Linked DNA regions of Homo sapiens: region 2 is linked to region 1. Evidence: chromatin loops called from intact Hi-C (ENCODE). Cell type or tissue: heart right ventricle. All regions are shown on one strand.

Region 1 (8,000 bases):
ATTACAAATGCAGTGCGGTGAGCTCGCTGATATGATTAAGCTTCCAAATGAGGGATCCTGACAAGGCCTGCTGGAGCGGAGAGGGGAGAGTGTGCTAGCATAAACAGGAGCATAGCAGGGGGTGGGGCATGCTTCCGACGCTCACCCCAAAGGCTTCTCCATTCGGCCCCCCACTGCAGAAAGGAATGTCAGCAGGGCATGTGGGAGAACCGAAGGCCGTCACTCTTTATCATGCCTTCTTTCATCCCTCGATCATAAAGAATTTTTGCCATATACTCTAAACTGCTGGGAATGGAGCACTTAACTACTATGTACTTATTTATCTAAAATGCTAAGTGTTTCCCTTAGCAATCACTAATAGATTCCTGTAGAAACGGAGTGCCATGATTAGAATTCTGATGTCTGTGCCGACAGAAGGTGGGAAGGCAACAATAGGTAGTGCACTAATGATGGGTTCAGTGGGCAGGTGGGTGGGTAGGACGATATAGTCATTGAAGGAGAAGGTTGAAATATGGGCATTTTAAAGATAAATATGTGTTTATGTTAAAAGTTGAGAGAGAGAAAAGAGGAGAGGGAGGGAGAGAAACTCTCATACCTTCAATCCCACACCTGAAATGGGGACGGTTCTGCTTTTGAAAGACTTTCTGAAAACCGTTCTCATATTTGAGTTGGAAGACCCCCTTCTCAGCAGAGGGCCACAAATGAATCCTGAGTTTTGTTCTGGAATTTTCCTATGCAACGTGCTGGAACCAGTAGCCAAATAGAATCAGTGGATGAGGCAGGAAGAAAAATGAGGATCTCAGGGATGGAACTCAACAGGCTACAAATGGGACACAAAAGGCAAGACTCACTCTCAACAAAATCACGGAGGCACCAGGTGCGCCTTGCGGGGTCTGTTTCCCCGACACCCACCTGCTGCCTGGTCTTCACAAGGGGCCAGGCCCTTTTGGTTTGGAGGCAGATGAGCCTGTAGGATTAATTCTAACTAAGGTGTGAGTGGAACCTAGGGGAGAAGTAACTTTAGGGGCTACAGAGAGAAACCTTCAGTGACACTGACTCATAATGGGAAGGTGATTCTCCTCTCAACTCCCTCTCCAGCCTCTTGATCATGCCATGGAGAAAGTCTTGTTTTGATTCCATCTTTAACACTTGCCTAAACCCCTTCCTAACCTCCCTTTTAATCAGAGAGAAAGAGGTTAGGTCTCAACATCTAGCTAGAATTTGAGAACACAATTCTGTTTTTATTGTTTTTTTTAAAGAAGAATCTGCTCCTTCTGATGCCAGACACTCCAAAGTCTCCTCAACCACCTTACTCCATTAACCTTGGAAAGCCTAACGTTTCCCTTTCTCTCTCAGCCTCCTTTGAGGCCAAGGCTGGTACAGGATAAATAATTTTGCTTTCTGGATTTAGAGGAATTGGTTTGAGTCTTGACTTTTACTAGTTCTTTGGGCAAAATTTGTTCCTTCTCATTGTCTCAGGTCCTCATCTGTAGAATGGGGCTGGAGTTTCTGAGTCCATAATTCATTTAATCTGGTGCCCAAGAACCCCATGAAGCCTGTCCAGGAATACCTGACTCATTTGCCCTTGAGATTGAGGAGAGGCTCAAGTTACATGAGACAGTGACTGTGAAAGTGCTGTGTGAACTACAAAGGACTTTACAGTGTGTGGTTATCATGGCTGGGAGGTGGCAGGGGTGAGCATACACTGAATTTTCCCCCCAGGTCTGGACAAGACGTCTTCAAGCCAAAGGAGGGAGGCAGTGAATGGTGCAGGTCCATACTTTCCCCAGCAGGGAGCTCGTAGGGATTCGGGAGTACATTCTGGGCCCTTGAGTTTGTGCTACATGCATGCCTATGGTGCTCTTCCTGCCGGGGTGAGACTTGCCCTCCAGGTTGAGAAAATGACGAAACTGGAATAATCCTCCAAGCTCCAACTCGTCCCAGAGGCCTCCCTGGCAATACTGTGCTCTTGTAGGGACCCCATCGTCCTCTAGGTAAATAGTTCACACTGGCCCTCACCCCACTGCTGGCTGCTGGCAGGGAGCATGGGGAATCTGCTCCAAAAACAACCATTGCTTCCTGCAGTAGCATTTTGAGAGTTTCCTCCAAATGTTTTTCCTCATCTAATTTTCAGTATGGCCCCGTGGGGTCAGGAGGTGATGTGTGGCCAGCCCTGTCCTAATTAGGAGTCTTGCCCAAGTTCATACGTTGAGGAAAAGAAATGCAAGCTCAGTTCCAAGGTTTTTCCCTTGCTAAAACTCTTAAAATTTTGGCTTGCTTATTTCCTTAACTTCCAAAGGACATGAACAAGTGATTTTTGTACCACCCTCCACATAGACATTAGCGATCATTTTCAGTCATTTTCAGCTTTCCGGTTTTGCTAGGAGGCACCTGGCGTGCCGGGAACGGACAAAAGCCATTTTTCTAAGTACTAGCGTTTGAAATTATTAAGTGTTCGTTAAGCACCCCCGGGTGCAAAGCACTCTCAGAGATGTTTATTTCTCAATTTTCCATAATTTCCTTATTTTTTTTCCCCTACCTAAAGGCAGATTGAAAAATGAACTCAGTGCATTGGAGTCTGAATCATAGTTAATGTGCGACGCCCCCTCCCTTAACTGCGCTGTTTTCTTTCTGCCTCCTCCTGTCTCCCAGCTTATCAATCTGATAAAGTTCTTTTTAACCCCTACTCAGGGGCTGTAACTTTTGCTTTATTCCCACGGGCATGGCAGGAAGCGATCAACGCAGAGCCCCGAACCCCACTCGCCCCACGGGCTGGGCTGAGCTGGGCTGGGGGTCGAGCTCAGCGAAGCCTCGGGAAGGCTGCAGGGTGCCCGGGCGGGCGGCGGGGTGGGTGCGGACCCCTGGCTGGGCGCTCCCGAGACCCCCCTACCCTGGTGGGTGGGCGCCCGGGGGCCTGGAGAGCCGCCTAGCCACGTGGATGCTTCTGGAAGAACACAAAGCCCGGGCCCCCTCCGCCCCCGCCGGCGCCAAGCCTCAATCTTGCAGGAGCAGAGAAGAAAGGCTCTGTTTTTCTCTCTCTCTTTTTTTTTTTTTGTGTGACAACAACCTCACATAACCTCAAAAGTTACCCATGAATTTACCAAAACTTTTTATGAAACTATTTTAACCTCTGGTGGGGGTTAAAAAACAAGCCTTGTGAATTTATTACCCGGAAGAAAGCGCAGAGGGCTGGGATTTACAGCAAAGCCGCCTTCCAAGCTCCGCGGGGGCCCCCTAGCGCCCATCGCGGGCACCGCCGAAGCCCGGCTCCCTCCTCGCTCCGCGGCGCAGCACGGCCTGGAGTCCGGTCTGGGAGGGAGGCGGGCGGACCCCAGACTCGTGCAATCAGGGGCACCTGCTCTGAACACCAGGGACCTGGCGGTACAAATTTATTTTATGTTCGTAGGGGTTTCCGTGGTAGAACCAAGGGAGCAGGCTGAAGCCGAAGGAAGGGAGAGCAGGGTTTTGATCCTAGTTCCTTGGCTTCTGCAAATCGGCTGGGACCCCCCGCTGAGCAAGCGACTGTCGTCACGGCCCCCGCACCAGACGACCCCAGCCTGTGGATGATGTTTCACTGCCCTCACATAAACGCCACCCAGAAATGCAAGAGTAAGAATGTTCACGAAGAGGGGAGGCAGGAGCCCCAGCTGATAACAGGAGGAGGCAGGAAGGGGGCCTTGGAGGAGGTCAGAGGGGGGACATTATTTCAGTTTCCCAGGACCAGGGTGAGAGATGGGGGTGAAAGAAGAAAAAGGACAAAACGAGGTGCCGAAGGCTCTATTGGGTGCTCTCTGTCCGCAGGGATGTAAAGCAGAATCCAGGATTCTGCCGCAAAATGCAGGCTCCCAATCGCTGCACGGTGACCAGGACTCCCGGACCCTTCGCTTGCCAAGTGTGTGCGATGGTTCCTTCCTCTCCAGCTTGCAGACACACTGGTTCTCTTTCAGAACTAGCCATGTTTTTTAAAAGCACATGGAAAAATGTTAATAAGCAAACGTTTTAACAGAGAGATGCAGGAGGAACGAGCCGGCAGCAGCCTCCCAGCAGAGGCAGCGGTGCTCCAGCGGCTACGGGAACGGGCCTCGGAGGAAAGCACTCGGGCTCGCTGCCGAGTTTCACCACCTGTAGTCATGTCATCCTAGGGACGTGTCTCAGCTCTTCTGTGCCTCGGTTTCCCCATCTGTAAAATGGGGGTGATAGTAACACTACACAAAATATATCTAGAATTTGAAAGAGTGCTTTGAATCATATAACCTTGGCTGTTGTGTGGTGAGGCCAGCTGGCTGGTATTCATCTAGCTCTACGGGGAAGGCAGAACCCAGATTTCACGTTAAATAAAATCTCTCAATTTTTACAGGGTGCTAATTTAAACACACATACACGCACGGACGTGCACTTGCACACATACCCCATCTGGGCCCAAATACAGTCAGCTAGTTTGAGACCTTTACTTCAAAGGCTGCCAGGAGGCCACGGGACAGGAGGGAGGAAGGAAGGAGTCATCTCTCCCTGTCATCCACCACCCCCACATCCAGGCCACTGGAGCCAAACACTGAAACCGGTGTGGCCAGCGCTCTTTTGGGGGTGGATGGATTACGGGGAAACACGTCCTTCTTTTCCGTTCCCCCTGGGAGAATATAGCAGGGCACCCACTTTGAGTACCCTCGCACCAGGAGGCCTTCAGAAGCCACCTTGGAAATGTGATGGTGCGTGGCGGGTGGGGGGACTTCCTCTTGTTCCTGGAGACCTGCTTCCCCTCCCAACAAGTGCGTGCTCTGCACGCCCGGCTTCTCACCAGCCCAGGTACCTCGCCGCCTGGGTGCTTTGAGGTGCCCATGGGCTTCTCATCCGTGGTTTGGTAGCATCCTCTTCCAAGCTGACTTCTCATGTATTCCAGGAGGCCAACACTCTCCTGCACCCTAGGGCAGAAGAGCACTGGGTGGGGGGGCGCCTCTTCTGCCTCGTCCCATCCCAGCCTTCTTTTGTTCCCTCCTGATGGCTTACCCTGATGCCCTGATCATCTGATATACTCTAATTGCCCCATTGCCTTGACGAATCCGACTGTTCTTTGCACTTCATCCAGCCCTGCTAGCTTCACTCCTTCAAGCATCCATGCATTCAGTAGCTGTTTGCTGGGCAACTGCTAGGCATTAGACATTGTTTCTTGAGAGGCAAATCAGGCACATTCCTCTGACTTTCGATTGTTTCTTAAAATGTTGAGGTTTTACAGTTGAACAGAGAAGGTTTAATAGTCGTTCAATCTAATCGAGAAAGCAACAACAGGAATTACTTGCTACAGTGATTCCAAAAGGGCAGCCCAGAGAGAATACTGAGAACCAAAGACATGTATTCTCATTCATCTTTGTCCAAACAAATTAAATATGTTATTGATTTTTAAAAGTCCCTGCATGAATGGTTGAAAAGTAATTGGTTTTGTATGTTTTAATATGAAAACAATATTTTTAAAAATTGCTTCCTGGATTTGTAGGGTTTTTAAATTTTGTGATTTTTTTTTTTCCTTTTTCATTCTGTAGAGTAGAATACTGCATGCTTTTAACTGGTGGGGGAAAAGCTCTTTATTAGTCTTTTCATTAGTCTATATCTGTTGTGTTCCATTGTGTTTAATTTCAATTAATCTGGATTCATTTAAGTAATATTCCATTATAGGTTCAATGCATGTATATTTTTTTTAACTTAAGAAATGGGGAACATTTTTTGGTCAATTTTAAGTAACTCTGCATTAAAGCTAAGAAAACCCACTTAACGTGGTTTACTCTGGAAGTCTCCTTGAAGAAGAAGTTGTTCTTTTTTATTTTGTTAGGTTTTGTGTTTACCTTTCCCAATCTCGCCTTGGATTTTCCACGGCTGGTTTAGCAAGACTTGCTTTGGTCCTGACAGCTCAAGTCTTTCAGTGCTTCTGAGGACGCAGGGCATATTTCTTCTTTGCTTCCAGTTTCACTACTCAATAAATTTGTGGAGTCACCAAGCAGTCATCTGTGTAGTTTGATAAGGCAGAAAATGATGATTTCTCTATTATTTTGCTTAGAAGGATGAGAAACTAGATTAATCAACGTCTGTTGGAAATGCCTCTTTATAGAAAAGACTGGCTTCTTTCATCAGAGTCATGATCTGTGGCTCATATGCAGACACATTAGATGGTTTTCCAGGGGACAGGAGCAGACGATCAAACTCTGAATTTTAAGTCTGTCATTAGATGACGTGAGGTAAACTTTAGTCAACCTTTATTATGGTTAGGAGGGTGGTGGGGGCCAGCAGGCCTCCATGGAGTTCACCCATCTCATTCTCTGGGGCATCAGGGAAATCGTGCAATGTCTGTAAGAGTTAGGAGAATGGTGTGGGTTACCATTCTTGGTAGAAAGAGACTAAAACCCAGCTCAAAAAGGTTTAAGCACAAAAGGGAATTTGTTTGCTCATGTGATGAAAGAGCCCAGGGTAGCTCCAGCTGGATCCAGGGATGTAAACAATGTGACCAGGTCTCTGTTGATCCCTCTTCAAATCAGAGTAGACGTTCCTTTGGGTTGCCTTCATCCCTAGGCACATGGTGGCCTCATGGCCCTGGCTTATATTATACCTACTTTCTGTTCAAAATCCCATCATCAGTGTGGGTCTTATGCCTGGCCCCGAACCTTCTACTTGGCCAGGTGGGTGGAATATGCTCACTCCAAGAGATGAAAAGGAGTGGTCATAAGTCACCCAGCTTATATTGAGGAGGGATGTTCTCTAAAGGAGAACTGAGGTGGGGCATGGCTGCTGAACACACAGCACAGATGTCGATCACAACCTGACCTGCTTCCTAATGGGTAGAGGTGCTCAGTGAGTTGCTTGGCCAGCAAGCTGCCTTCTCCATGTTTTGTGCTACAAGTGATGTTGGTAGTGGATGCTGTTGGTGTCCTGTCTAGAACCCCTCTCCACCAGGCCAGGCCTCCACCCATTCCCATCTTTTTCTTACCCCTCCCTGCTTCCCTTATTCCCTCCACATTTTTCTTGAGAGTACCCCTTTAATAAAGCACTTTCACAAGAGCCCAAGTTATATGTAAATCATGAAATGCAGCTCTTTCTCGTTCATGCCCGATATAAGGCTATCACCTATTTTCTCAACACAAAGACTGAAAATTTTGGGGCCAACCCGAAATATATAAAGATGTAGAAGAAAAAGGCAAATTTCTACTGTAGTTTATTAATCTAGTTGCCTCTGTCCCTTTAAATCATGTGTTACATAAAATCTTAGTTTGGGGACATTATGTTTTCTGCTCACATTTTGCAAAGCAATTCTAGCTGAACTTGTAGCATGCATCTTTGATAATGTCTTTGTCATCATCACCAGAGCCACTTGTTTGAGTCATCTAATGGAGTTTTCAGAGCGTAGCATTTCACTTTCATCCCAGCTCTTTGAGATTTAGTCCTTTTAGAATCCAAGTACAATGTCATAATAGAAATCTATCCATAGCCATAAGCACCCATTCACCTGACATTAGGACAGTCACTTTCATTTCTCCCGTAGGTGCCTATTTGCAATTTCCAGCAAATAAACATGTTCTCTTTTACTTTTTAAATCAGTCTTTAAGAGACTTGTTTACAATAGCATCCAGTGCTCGCTTATAATTGTATCCCAAATGCTCAAGAATAATGACTAAATTTGTGTTAAAGGTTCCCCTTCCGTCACCTTTTTCTAAACCAATTTTCTCAGATGATGTCTATAAGTGACCCAGACCAGCACTGAATGGCGTCATTTCAGGCTAATGTATCTTCCCAAACAGTATTATGTAATTCAAAATGAAGTAATTGAGAGAGTTCTCTGTAAAATGGGAGCCTTTGTATGAATTTGATTTTTAAGGGAACTATTTTCTGAGATAAATTTTGGAGGAAAAATCTCTTACACTGAGACATATCTGCTCCTTAGTGTCATAGGTGCTCTGAGATCTCATTAGAGGGATTGAAATGGGACCAACTCCACTTGCTTGACTCAGATGTAACATTTG
Region 2 (8,000 bases), 170 kb before region 1:
TCCGAGGAAAGGCAGTCCTCTTCATGTTTAGATGCTCCAAAATGATGTCAAAAATTTTCCGAAAGGTTTTTTCCCACCAAGTGTAAAGTAAACTGAAGCATTCTAGACTATGAGGCAAACCCAGCAGGATCGAAGGGACTGCAAGCATCTAGGGTTGTGATGTTTTCAGTTCTGGTAAGAAAGAGCACATGGACAGAAAGAGGCAGAGAGATGGTCTGTCTCATTCACAGGTATATCCGCAATACCAGGCACATAGTAACGGCTCAGTAAGCATCTGTTGGGTGAATAAAGGCATCAACAGAAAGCAAGCCAAGTCCTGGTGTTAGGTAACCCATGCCTTATTTATCATCAAGGGGTCAACAATATATAGTGTGTACAGTTTATGAGCCCTGACATTTACCAGAATTTGGAACTTGCAAGGCATAACATGAAGGTCCCAATCCAGTAAGAACACAAGGGTACGGGGAGAGAATCAGCAGGTGCCCAAATCTGGGCAGTGCCGCTGCCAGCTCTCTGGGTCCCAAAGCCACGTCTAGGGAGACCAGGGCACCTAGAAGCAGCAGTTGTTCCCCAGCTGGCTGTGCAGAGCAGGTCTGGAGGGAGACAGGTGCCCGCAGCCCAAACTGCCTTCATTTGAGAGAACAGCTGTTTGCTTGGGCCTTAGGCTGAGGAAAAAAATGCTGAGCCATATGTCCTTAGTAAATCAGTGCATGGCCCTATCAGAAAAAGTGCCCAAATGATTGATTAGAAAGTAACCAGCCAGCCCTTACGTATAGCTTTACTTGTGTGCTGCAAGTTTGTTTAATGTCAAAATGTACCAAAATCCACCCTGCGCCTTCCACTTCCATTTTTCATCACAGAAATATTTGCCAAATGCATGCACTGAAACCACTGGGGAAGAGAAGAAAGTAAGACATTTTCTTAAGAGGAGGGACTGCAAAGTGAGGCAGAAACTCGAACAGGAAACACCCTCTTTTATGGATTGTGTGTGATGTTAAACAATGATGAGAATGTTTCTGAGTACTTGCAGGCTGATAGATCATAAAGGAATCTTAAATTCACCTAGACCTTTTTTTCAAACACTCAGACACCTACCAGATGGGGAAACAGAGGCACTAGAACCCATATGTTGACAATCTTTGGAATCCATTGAGTTAAGACCATAATCTACATCTCTAGTCTTTTTCCTTTGCTGACTTGTCTATTCACTCAGAGTAACAACGTAGAAAAAGCCTACCTTAAGAAGGAGTTTCAACGGTTTCTCATTTCTTCAAATGGTATTGAATATAATTCCATATAAGCTTTAGTCCTCAAACAGCTTTAGTCACTTACATCAGCCAACTGGTACCTTCAGCAAAAATACATTCAGGTATTTACATTTTTAACAAGATAAATCAGCACATAGCATTGGTTGTATATTTATCAAAATTCTACCTTGGGTAATTGTGATTTATTGGAAAAATTAATATCAAAATCTAAAATGTTAATCAAACTTAACTGAAAAATGCAAAAATCAGCACCTTTCTTTCAAACCAGCAGTGATCATGTATAAACAATAATAGAAAAACCCTATCAAAAATAACTCAAGGCCAAGTGCAGTGGCTCACGCCTGTAATCCCAGCACTTTGGGAGGCTAAGGTGGGTGGATCACTTGAGGTCAGGCATTCGAGACCTGCCTGGCTAACATGCTGAAACCCCATCTCTACTAAAAATACAAAAATTAGCCGGGCATGGTGGTGCGTGCCTGTAATCCCAGCTACTTGGGAGGCTGAGGCAGGAGAATCGCCTGAACCCAGGAGGCGGAGGTTGCAGTGAGCCGAGATTGTATCATTGCAGTCCAGCCTAGGCAACAGAGCGAGACTTTCTCAAAAAAGAAAAGAAAAGGACCTAAAAATATGAAATATCTAGCAAGAAATCTTAACAAGAGATGTATAGGATCTAAATGAAGAGAATCATAAATTTTCTCTGAAGAACGTAACAGGAAACCTGAATAAAAGATGATATACCATGCTTCTGGGCAGGGAGATTCAGTGTTTTGATACTGTCAATTCTCCCTAAATTAGTTGAATGAAATTCCAGTTGAAATCTCAGTAGGACAGTTTTGGAACCTGACAGAGTGATCCTAATGTTTCTTTGGAAGAACAAACAGGTGAGGGTGGCCAGGAAAGTTTTGAAAAGGTAAAGGGAGGAATTCAATCTACCAGATATTACAACATATTAGGTAGCTATAGTAGCTAAAGTAGTGCGAAACTGAGCAAAAATGGGTAGAAAGAAATGGATACCCTTAAAATCAACCTTAACATATATGACATTTTAGCATGTATTTTAAATGGGCATTTCAAATCCAAGGGGAAAGGATAGATTAGTAAATAAATGGTGCTGAAACAGCCAGTTAAGTATTTGGAAAAGACAGAAAGTAGGATTATCTCAGGCTATATATCTAAATCAATCAGAGATTACCTAAAGAGAGAAATACTAAAAATCTAGTTATTCATACAGCTTCAATTGCCTAAGTGGGACAGAGTCACAAATATAGAAAACATCAAAAACATTAAAAGGAAAATATAGTATGAAAATATTTACCACAAATGTAATGGATTAAGAGTTAATTTTCTTAAAATATAGGCTGGGTGCCGTGGCTCACGCCTGTAATCCCAGCACTTTGGGAGGCCAAGGTGGGTAGATCACTTGAAGTCAGGAGTTCGAGATGAGCCTGACTAACATGGTGAAACCCCGTCTCTACTAAAATAAAAAAATCAGCCAGCGTAGTAGCATGAGCCTGTAATCCCACCTACTTGGGAGACTGAGGCAAGGGAATTGCTCAAACCTGGGAGGCAGAGGTTGCAGTGAACCGAGATCATGCCATTGCACTCCAGCCTGGGCAATAGAATGAGACTCCGTCTAAATTAAAAAAAATATATATATATATATATATCCTCATATAACCATTAGAAACCCACTAAAACCCTTTAGAAAATGAAAATACCATGAACAGACAATTGGTAGAAAAAATGCAAGTGATTAATGTGAAAAAATGTTCCACTGCTTTGGTGATCAAATAAATGCCCATTAAAACCATATACCATTTTTGGCCTATCAACTTAGCAAATCGAAATATAGCTCTTATTCAAAGTTGGTGAATATGAAGTGAGGTAGGTACTTTCATACACTTCTATTGAAAGTATCAGTTGGTACAGTCTTTCTGGAGAACAATTTAGCAATATCTATGAAGAGTCTTAAACATTCCTGTTTGTCCTTGTGATTCTCAATGCAGGAATTTAAGGAAATTCAGAAATTTGGACCAAGATCTAAGTCACAGAATTGTTTGTAATAATATAAAGCTGGAAAAACCTTAAGTGTTCAGAAAAAGATTCACTAGTTGGATCATGAAGAAACAGAATTTGTGTTTTAAGGGGAGGGAGAAGAAGTGGGAGAATTCTAGGGAGAAAGAACAGCGAGGGTGATAGGAAGGGTACATGAAAGTACATTGCAAGTTTGATTTGGAAACTGTAGTGTGCTCTGGAAGGCCAGGTGAGGGGCAGATAGAAGGGGTAAGAAGAGGTGAGGGTCAGAGGCTTGTGTAGCGGTCTATCTCCTGCATGAGAATTTAAGATGTAAGGACTCTGGGTTGGTTATCTTTATATCCTTCCAAGTTCCTAATAGGTGCTTAACAAATGTCTGCTCAATAATCAAGAGATTTCTTTCAGTGTTGAGCGGCTTTGAGTTCTGTGTTGTTAGGTTATGGTTTTCCTCTATAGCTAGTAAAGATTCAGCAAGTTTTTTCTTTTTCTTTTTTTTTTTTTTTTTGAGACAGAGTCTCGCTCTGTCGCCCAGGCTGGAGTGCAGTGGCGCCATCTCGGCTCACTGCAATCTCTGCCTCCCGGGTTCACGCCATTCTCCTGCCTCAGCCTCCCGAGTAGCTGGGACTACAGGCGCCCGCCACCACGCCCGGCTAATTTTTTGTATTTTTAGTAGAGACGGGGTTTCACCGTGTTAGCCAGGATGGTCTCAGTCTCCTGACCTCGTGATCCGCCCGCCTCGGCCTCCCGAAGTGCTGGGATTACAGGCTTGAGCCACCGCGCCCAGCTAGATCCAGAAAAGTTACTTAGGAAGAAAATTAATAACGACTCTCCTTAAGTAACTTGGTTGATTTATGACAGGCATTAAATGATACTTTAAAACAGCCTTATGTGGACTTCAGTCAGTAGGGGGTGCACCAATGCTGAAAATTCTGATACTAATAAAGAATAGCACTTATTTGTTAATCTTACGGTCCTTCGTCCTGCTTACTATTTGTCCCTTTTTTGCCCATCTCACCACTCTCTATCCCCCACATTAAGAAATTTCTCATTGCTGCACATACCACCAGTTATAAAACTGGATTTTAATAAGAGTTAATTTAATGTTGCTGTTTATTAAATTGTTACAAGTAAGTGTGACATTTTTGAGAAATTGCTGTATGGAGAAGAGTTTAAATTGTGCTTATTTATTCATGACACATTTTTTATCACAATAGTTGAGAAAGTATTAGTACTAGTAAAAAATGGAGGTGATATTTAATAGTCCATGGGGACACAAATTGTATAATTAAAAGAAGAGTAATAGTGACCTTTAGATAAAGCATATTTCATAAAGTGCTCATTAAAAAGGAGTTCACTTTTGGAACTTTATTTTCTCAAAGTTCTCTTTATAAAATAGAATTAATAAAATACCACAGTTTATTGAAATTTTAAAGAGTACAGAGAGCTGTGGTGTTGTGTAGAGAAATTGAGGGGGAAATAAAATTAGGTTTGTATATGGTATTTTTGAAACAAAGAGGAACCTGATTGGCATAGTTAACATTTGAAGAATATAGCTAAAAATATTGCGCCAGAATAATAAGCCCTGGTATCAAAACATATGAAATGAGAATTAGCATTTCCTGAGAGAAAATTAAAACTATAGAATTAAAGAAAGCACCATCTGAATAGGAAAAGAGCCATTTGTGGTAGAGTAGAGTTTGGAAACTGAGAGGTGCCTACATTTCATTAGATGATGCTATGCTCTTTTGAAATGATGATACAGGGTGTACCAATGATCTTCTCCCTTTCCGTTCCTTAAAAATGCTTATAAAGTGGCTTAAAACAAAGGAAAATATTAGCAATGAAAATGATTACTAAAGTGAATCATATGCAATCAAAAGTTTAAAAACTTTTGTAGAAGAAAAAATTATGAAACTAAAATTTAAAAAAAAAGCACCATGTGGAAGACCTATTAAAAGGCACAGATGCTCAAAAGAACTCCTAAAAGATATTTCAACGTTGCACTTTCTCTGAATAACATACTTATAAAAAGTCACACAGATAACCTAAAATTAAAAGTTTATACAAAGATAGAGCAATGATAATAAATATGAGAAAGCAAAAGCTTTTGTATATTATCAAATAATATCTTATTTTATCAAATAATATCATATTTTATCAAATAATTAAAACATATTATGTGAAATAAATGGGTGGTTATACAAAGATAAATACAGTACATACTTAACACATAATAATTGTGAATTTATATGCACCAAATAACATGGCAACAAAACACAAAAAGTGAGGGATAGAAGAACTTCAAGTAGAAGCTAACAAAAATTTAGTTACGGAGCAGCATTAAATTTCTTGTAATCAAGACCACAACAGGTAAAGTAAATAAAATCCTGCAGTCTGTAAGTTTGATATACTCTCCTTATAAGTATTCAGAGAACACTTATTACTCTTATCACTTGCTAGTTTACATAAGATCAAATGAATAAATATCACCAGAAGTTTTACAGGCTGTACTGTGACCAAAATACAACCAAAATTTGAAAGTAAATGCCTTAAGAATAAACAAACAAAATTGAAAATTACTGCAATATTTTAAAGTAGTCCCTCAAAGAACAACTGGGATAATGGGAAAACAAAGAATTCAATAAAGACAATTTAGGAAATAATAACAATATACTACATTTCAAGATCTATAAAAGTCAATGCTTAGAGAACAAGTTAATGACAGCTTTAAATATTTTTATTGTTAATATGAAAAAGAAAAAGTAAATTTATTATTCAATATTACATCTTAGGGAAAAAAGAACACAATAAAAGAATAAAAAAGTTATAAATTGGAAGGCAAGAAAATAAACAGTAAACTAAGGCAAGAGCTGATTCCTTGAAACTTTGATAATAGACAAACCTGTGATAAATCTAATTTAGAAAAACAAAACAAAAAAAAGCCAAACATAAAAAGTAGAAATTAGAAATGAAACAGAAACCCTATAGACATAAAAATTATAAGAAATCAATGTTGATAATTCTGCAACTGTATTTGTAGCTCTCAAGGAAATGGGTAATTTCACACAAAAATAGAAGTTTCTAAAGTTGAAGCGAGATGAAGAAAATCTTTATACATTAATAAGAGAGGAATACATTCAGAAAATCATCAAAGAACTATTAAGATTTCAAGAAAGAGGGCTCTGAATCTGACAGATAATTACAAAAATATTTTAAAGAAATAAATAATACTGTTTTACAATGAGTATTCCTGACAGAGAAACACTTATTATACTACCGATAAGGATAAGCACCCCAAACAACTAGCCAAGGTCATAAAAACAGATGGGGAAATCTTAAATGAAACCCATTAAAAAGACATTGGATTATGAAGTAAAACGTATCCCTGAAATGCAGGGATGGTTCAATGACAAAATGTAATATGGTATGAGAGAATTAAATGAAAATCCATACATAGCCATTTCCATAGATGTTGACAAGTAGTTTGACAAAATTCAGCACACATTCTAACTACACATTTTTTAAAAAAAGGCTAGAGGTATATTTTCTTAATATATTAATAGTTTTTGTTTGTTTGTTTGTTTTTTGAGACAGGGTCTCCCTCTGTTACCCAGGCTGGAGTGCAGTGACATGATCTCAGCTCACTGCAACCTCCACCTCCCAGGTTCAAGTGATTCTCCTGACTCAGCCCTCTGAGTAGCTGGGATTACAGATGCCTGCCACCACACCCTGCTAATTGTTGTATTTTTAGTAGAGACTAGGTTTTACCATGCTGGCCAGGCTGGTCTCGAACTCCTGACCTCCAGTGATCCACCCACCTCGGCCTCCCAAAGTGCTGGGATTACAGGCACAAACCTCTGCGCCTGGCCATTTTTTTTTTTTTTAAATCAAGGCCGGGCATGATGGCTCATGCCTGTAATCTCAGCACTTTGGTAGGAAAAGGCGGGAGGATTGCTTGAGCCCAAGAGTTTGAGACCAGCTTGGGCAACATGGCAAAAACCTGTCTCTACAAAACACACAAAAATTAGCTGAGTGTGGTGGTGTGCGCCTGTAGTCCCAGTCTGGGACTCAGGAGGCTGAGGCAGGAGAATCGCTTGAGCCCAGGAGGTCAAGGCTGCAGTGAGCTGTGATTACACCACTGCACTCCAGCCTGGGTGACAGAAAGAGACCCTGTCTCAAAATAAATAAATAAATAAATAAATAAATAAAAACCAAGTAACATTATAGCCAATGGACAACCTTAGAGACATTTCTTTAAAAGCAAAATGAAATTTTTAAGGTGCTGCCTTAATTTAAAATTGTTTTGAGATGTATATTCAATAAAATAAAATCAAAAATTAAGAAATAAGAATATGTAATGGACCCAGCAAGACAAAACATTCATTTTCAGGTGATAAAACATGTAACTAAACCTGCTAAATGTTGCTGGATACAGAACAAATCTTCGAAATCAATAGTATCCCTGTGTATCCGCATTAACATTTCATTAATTATAATAAGAAAGAGTAGAAAATCCTTAGAAATAAGCTTAATAAGGAATAGATGCATGAAATACAGTGAACAGTTTACTGAAAAGTACAAAGGAAGACATGATGGAAGGTAGAAACATGCTGTGTCCTGCAAGGGAACACATTTTCTAAGGATGGTAATTTTCCCCAAGTTCAATTAAAATCCCCAGAAGATGTTAAACAGAACAAA

The links. Hi-C counts contacts between places; a loop is a spot of excess contacts. Peaks named below come from ENCODE experiments on the same cell type or tissue, not always from the same donor. Only the 100,000 strongest peaks of a DNase experiment are listed, where the experiment ranks them.
Region 2: it touches region 1 in a loop (4-fold over the local background); 20 of 110 quality-filtered maps call a loop at or near these places.

Annotation. Positions count from the first base shown.
Region 1 is chr20:59,219,452-59,227,451 of GRCh38, forward strand. The region is part of intron 4 of ZNF831 (zinc finger protein 831); the gene reads left to right. Among named protein-coding and RNA genes, the nearest start is that of ZNF831, 60 kb to the left of the region's middle. RefSeq lists a silencer at 3,141-3,210. In heart right ventricle, CTCF peaks have their summits at 3,242 (motif pointing left) and 3,450; DNase peaks (open chromatin) are centred at 2,103, 2,890 and 3,250; H3K4me3 peaks cover 1,991 bases; H3K27ac peaks cover 2,033 bases; H3K27me3 peaks cover 3,116 bases.
Region 2 is chr20:59,051,263-59,059,262 of GRCh38, forward strand. No RefSeq gene overlaps it. Among named protein-coding and RNA genes, the nearest start is that of SLMO2-ATP5E, 12 kb to the left of the region's middle. In heart right ventricle, a CTCF peak has its summit at 4,211 (motif pointing right); no DNase peak of the experiment used is centred here; H3K27me3 peaks cover 775 bases.